Linked DNA regions of Mus musculus: region 1 is linked to region 2. A link is a loop called in an ENCODE intact Hi-C map of the cell type or tissue named here. Cell type or tissue: heart. All regions are shown on one strand. Each heading gives the region's core, and the rest is flanking DNA. Links, peaks and the distances in the headings are about the cores only.

The links. A loop is a pair of places that touch in the nucleus more often than their neighbours do. Peaks named below come from ENCODE experiments on the same cell type or tissue, not always from the same donor. Only the 100,000 strongest peaks of a DNase experiment are listed, where the experiment ranks them.
Region 1: a loop joins it to region 2, with 10 times the contacts of the local background. A loop is called at or near these places in 4 of 42 quality-filtered maps.

Annotation. Positions count from the first base shown.
Region 1 is chr11:61,853,196-61,856,054 of GRCm38, reverse strand. Ulk2 (unc-51 like kinase 2) reads left to right here and starts at 963. Exons shown (of 27, transcript NM_013881.4): 1 at 963-1,568; 2 at 2,697-2,789. The coding sequence starts at 1,479. In heart, for the core only: a CTCF peak has its summit at 1,726; DNase peaks (open chromatin) are centred at 944 and 1,704; H3K4me3 peaks cover 2,179 bases; H3K27ac peaks cover 1,661 bases.
Region 2 is chr11:61,928,851-61,931,757 of GRCm38, reverse strand. It overlaps Akap10 (A kinase (PRKA) anchor protein 10), which reads left to right and starts at 1,501. Exons shown (of 15, transcript NM_019921.3): 1 at 1,501-1,769. The coding sequence starts at 1,682. In heart, for the core only: a CTCF peak has its summit at 1,393 (motif pointing right); a DNase peak (open chromatin) is centred at 1,417; H3K4me3 peaks cover 2,280 bases; H3K27ac peaks cover 2,220 bases.

The DNA of each region.
Region 1 (2,859 bases), core at 360-2,859, 76 kb after region 2:
GTTCCAGAGGGCTGGCTGGAGATACGGCTCAGTGGTTAAGAGCACTGGCTAGTCTTCCAGAGGACTCAGGTTTGATTCCTAGTACCTACATTGTGGCTCATAGCTATCTGTAATTGCAGTTTCAGATCGACACCCTGGTCTGGCCTCTGCAGGCACTAGGTGCACTCGTGGTGCACATATATGCAGGCAAAACACCCATACACATAAAAGTAAAATCAGAGGGGGGAGGGGAGGAGGAGGAAGAAGAGAGGAGAGAGAGACAGAGACAGAGAGGGAGAGGTGAGAGAAGTGAGAGAGGTGAGAGGAGTTGTTTCAGGGGCAGGCGATGAAATTGACAGCAACATCCCCAAACCTGAACACACACTTAGGTATGGGGTCACACATATTGTTTACCATGGCTTTGTAATGCTTTCTTGAGCAAAAGTTGACTATCATTTTTCACCTAAACAATCCGAGGAAAAAAAAAAGCCCGAGGCAAACTGGTAGTTGACTGGTGTGATGAAGCGCCTCCTTAGAAAGGAGGTTCTGAGCCTCCCTCAGAAGTCTAGAGACCCCCAGAAGGCGCAGGTTCCAGTCAGACCCTATCCCTTAGGTGGGTTGTCTAGCAGTTTGCGGTCTGGATTTGAAAGGCAGCTCCCGGAGTTTTTGTCTCCAGTGTCTGCACCGCCTCAGCGACTCCCGGGGCCGGAGTTCAAGATCCGCCTCTTAGAGGGTGGCTTCAGGTCAGGGCGTGGCGGGCTCTAGCTAGCCGCGGGCGCCGAGCCGAGCGGAGCCGAGCCCGCCGCCCGTTCCTAAGCAGCCGCGGCCTCCTCCCCACACCCCTGCTCGCCAACTCGCTCCAGTGACTGCAGACTCGCCCCGGTGCCTGGCGCCGCGTCCCGGGGTGCGCACTCCTTTTCTCGGCGGAGGGAGCAGGACTGGGGCGCATCGTCCTACAAGACGCGCTGACGTCGCACAGGGCCGGTAGTCGGCGCGGAGCGGCCGGCGCGCGCGCGTGCGTTGGGCGCTCCCGCGAAGCAGGCAGAAGCCGCCACCGCGGCTGTGCGGGTTCCAGGGCGGCGGCCGCTACACAGCAGCGCCGCGGGCGCAACAAGCGGAGGCAGCCGCACCTGCGGGGATGGCGCGGCCCCGGCCCTGCACCGCTGTCAGGCGCGCGGGTAGCTCCGGGTACGCCCAGTGACGGCGGCGGTGCCCTCGGCCGGGCAGTGCCCAGGCCGCTTGGCTAGAGCCCCGCGGCCGACGGCGGCCCGGGCCATGAGAAGCGACCGGGCCCAGGCCTCGCTGACCCCGGCTCCGCGCGGCGGCCCGTCCCGTTTCCGCTCCGGCCTCTCGGCATGAGTGTCCATCCGGGCCCGGGGCCGTGGCTGCCCCTGTCCCGCCGCCCGCGGGCGTGCTTGGGGCCCTCGGGCCCGCGGTGCTGATCCCGGTTCTCCGCCACGCCTGCCCACCCTAGCGCTCTATGTCCCGGGGGCGCGGCCATGGAGGTGGTGGGCGACTTCGAGTACTGCAAGCGGGACCTCGTGGGACACGGGGCCTTCGCTGTGGTCTTCCGGGGGCGGCACCGCCAGGTGAGCGCCGCCGGCCCGTTGTCTGGTGCGAAACTGGGGAGCCAGCGCCCCGGTCCTGGCCGCTGGGCAGGGCTCCCCGGGCCTGCCTGCCTTTGTGCTTGCTGTCACTGTCGCAGGGTTTGTTTTGGAGGCCAGAGCCGCTAGGCTGAGCTCCACCTACCGACGGGCGCAGAGCCACTGATGTTCTTCCCTGACAGTGTGCTGGGTAACCGAGGTGCGCCCGGGGACTTGCTGCTCAGAGAAGCCACTGGTCCCGAAGCGACTAGGACTCCAGTGTTTGCACAGTGTAATGTGCTTGTCCATACTATGGGTCGGTGGACCTTTGTCCCTTCTCCCTGCCCCGGGCTTTCCGGAGCTTGTCACCTTTACCGTGGATAATTGCACACCCAGCGGAAAACGGGCGCGTTTCCCGTTAGTCTGAAGCTTTCTCAGACTATCACGTTCCTCTGTGTCTGGGGGAGCTTTGTAGTATCCCTCCCCTTTTTGAGTTAGAGGAAATAAGTGACAAAGGTAGTTGGACCCTAACCTAATAATACAACGTAGATGCAAGTTCAAACCTCAGTTGTTTGGGTTTTTTTTTTTGTTGTTTCTTTGTTTTTTCCAAGCCACTGTTTCGCAAATAGGTCACACGAGGTTATAGAATCTAAAGAATTTGAGAAGGCACATTGAGACTGGAAGTAATTAAAAAAAAAAAAAAAAGCTTTGGTTATTCTGTTTGTTTCAAGAGTGCCTATTAAAAAGGTACTGTCGTCTATGTCTTATTCATTATGAAATAACTTAAAAGTCAAGGAAAAAAAATAAGAGCAGTGTAATCCAGCCAGGATAACTTCATTAAACTCTATCACTTCCCAAGTTTATTTATCCATAACTCCTATGTGACTGTAAACTTTTTTCAACTGATCCTATATGGTCTTTGTATTTACAACTTTTAATGACTAGTGCTGTAGGACATTGCTATGTATTGTGTTGTTTATGAAATCAGTTTTTTAGTTTGAGATTTGAGGTCTTTGCCATGTTTCCCCACTACCACATATACATTGAGTGGCTAAAAATAAATTTACAGCTTTTATTATTGAGTTGTTTCTATGTTATAATTTTCAGGCATAACACTGTTTTTTTCCTTTTTAGAAAACTGATTGGGAGGTGGCTATTAAAAGTATTAATAAAAAGAACTTGTCAAAATCACAAATTCTGCTTGGAAAGGAAATAAAAATCTTAAAGGTATGCTATTTTAGAATACCTATCACAGTCTGAGTTAAAAGTTACCCTGAGTTAAAAGAGCATGTTATAA
Region 2 (2,907 bases), core at 206-2,705:
AGGATTCTAGAAATCCTAATGGAGCCAGAGCCCTCCCCTCAACCCCATTGACTTTTTGCTCATTTAAGGGATTTTTCTCACTCATTCGTCTGGTGTTCCTCCTGCCCTGATCAGCTAACCAATAGTTAACAAATACAAAACAGTCTCTGCCAAGACTGGAACTCCAGAAGGGAAAGGCAAAGGAATAATGTAAGACACACCACCCATTCTGCCTAAGAACAGAGTAGATACTCTAACTGTGGATCCTTTGCAAGTGTTGTCTGTGCTCCTAATTGCTAAGCCATCGTTCAACGCCTTGTTTTGTTTTTATCTGTTTGAGACACAGTCTCACCTTGGCCTAAAATTCCCTAAGTAAATCAAGCTGACCTGGGACTCAGTGATCCACTGGCTTCTTTCTGCCTTCCAAGTGTGTTAAAGGCTTTCACCACCAGAGCACCTCCCCTGGCTTGCCTTAATATTCTTAGGCAAGGAAAGGTTTTCAAGGGTGGGCAGTGGGTGGGAATAGGGGAGGGGTATGCCCAGAGTGTAATATTCATTTCCAAATCATCTCAGACCTCCACACCATTACCTCACATGGGGCAACCACAGCCCTGCTCTCCTTTTCAGTTCCTGCCCAGCGTGACCTTGAAAGCTGGCCTAGTTTCCTCCATACCAAGAGCAAGTTTAAAGACTGTTACTAACCTGGAGGGTTTAGTATGGTATCTGTGCACGATGTTATAAATAAGTTTAGCTATGATGGTTTTTCATCATTTAGCAAACAGGCTTGGAAACAAAACTAGCAAACTTATTAACCTGCTCTAATAATATGGTTAAGACTCCAGGCTTTACTTAGTTCCTGTTTTAACACACCGAATAATCAGGCAAGTTGCCGCTTCTGCACTTGTTTTTCCTTCTGTCTCAGGTAGACTTTGCTGATCCAACATAAAAATCAGCAACTGTGTGCATCACGAGTTCCTGGTTCGCTTTTGACAGTAGTTGTAGCTATAGTGGCCATCCATCCAGGGCGCTAAAGGTGGGTAAGCTTTAAGAAAGCCAGAAGATTTATAGGAAGGTGGCTTTCGAATAAGAACGGAAGAAATAGCCCTCTGTTGAGGCTCAGGTTGCTGGCTCTTTCTGTTTTGAGCATCTGTAGGGATTTCATCTGAAAATGAGCCTACCACTCTTTTTCTCCTTCCTTCCTGAGGTCACTTTGAGGGAGGGAGCTTCGGGAGCTACATAAGAGCAGCTCCTCGTCCTGCAGGCTCGCCTGCATCCCCCGGGGACCTGGCAGGGTAAAGCTGCCAAGCAGCCTGCGGCATTTAGCAAGATTCCGCGAAAAGGCTGCGCAGCAGTGCTGGCGGGGGCTTCCCGAAGAGGAGGAGGTTCAGCAAAGAGACGCTGTCATCCGAAGCCTCCAGGGGGAAGGGCTCGCGGACTCGAGGACGCCAGGTCACGTGGGCTGAGCGGGCGCGCGCCCCGGCCCCGCGGGAGGAGGTGCGCAGGAGGAGGCGGGGCCGGGGCCTCCCGTGAAGCCCCGCGCGCGGACGGACCGGAACTCTAAGCGGGTGGCTTGTTGATAACATGGCGGCAGCAGCTGCCGGGGCATCCCGAGGTGGCGGCAGCGCCCACACCCGGAAGAAGGGGCTGTTTTCGGACTAGTGCAGCGGCTCCTGCGGCCCCGGAAGTCCCGGCCAGCTGCTGAATGAGGGGAGCCGGGCCCTCCCCGCGACACTCCCCCCGCGCCCTCCGCCCCGACCCGGGCCCCGCCATGTCCTTCTTCCGGCGGAAAGGTAGCCGAGGGGTCGCCGGCGGGGGGTGAGCCGGGTCTCGGGCAGCGGTGGGGCAGCAAACCTGCAAGGGTTTTGTCAGGGCGGCCGCGAGGCTCTCGATGAGCCGCTCGGCCTCGGCGCCGACACCCGCGGTGCAGTGTGCTGCCCGGGACTCCGCAGGGAAGAAGGTGGCCTCCTCAAGCGAGGTCGAGGGGCATTGTCGCTTTGGGCCAAAAGTGTCTGCTTAAACCCATAGAAATTAACACCTGTTGGCTAAAGAAAAGGTTTTCCTGGTGTGTTTGGTTTCTGGAGGTTTGTATGTGTGTGTGATCCACGCGCGCACTGTGGATGAAGATCAAGGAAATCCCTTTACTTATAGGAAGTCTTGACTTTTCCGAATATTGGGGGGGGGGGGTTATACCTAAAACCACGTGCAACTGTTATTTCTTCAACTAGCGCTATTTTCTAGTTTCCTCTTTTGGGGGCGGGGGTGGAGAGCGGAAGGGGGCCCACTGTTATTCCTAAAATAAAATTTCTTACTACTGAAGTTCCGTATTCAGAAGACTACTGCTTTTGATGATTGAGCAACTTTACTAATTATTGAGACCGTTGCTGCTACTATAAACGAACTACTTAGATTTCGGATGTCCAGTTGTAAAAGCTTACTTAGTTTTTAAAGTAGAGGCAAGGTGATTTTGATCCTGGAAAGGGTTATGGTATTTCATTAAATATACATACACAAATTGATCAATCAAATCTCTTTAGGTGGAGGTGGTTGTATCTCTTCATTCTTACTGAGAAGATGTATCAGACAGACTTTTTTTTTTTTAAACATAACACCAAATCAGACTTGTATTCACGTGATAGCTTTTTCATAAACTCTGTAACCCGAAACAGCCGGTTAACCCACTTTTTTTCCAGCTGAGAATCAGATGATTCCTAAAGGCCTCATAGGACTGAGGCTGTCTGTTGATGCTAGGTGAGGGAATGAATGAAACTGGTAAATAATAGGAAGCTTTATCAGTAAAGTGTCTTAATATCTCTGGAGTTGTTAATGTACCTAGGTTGACAGTGTTGTGGTGCTTGTTTTTTAAGGGGGGGAATGCATTCTAAGTATGGGACTAATTCAAGTTGAACAACAGACTTCTGTCTGTTCATT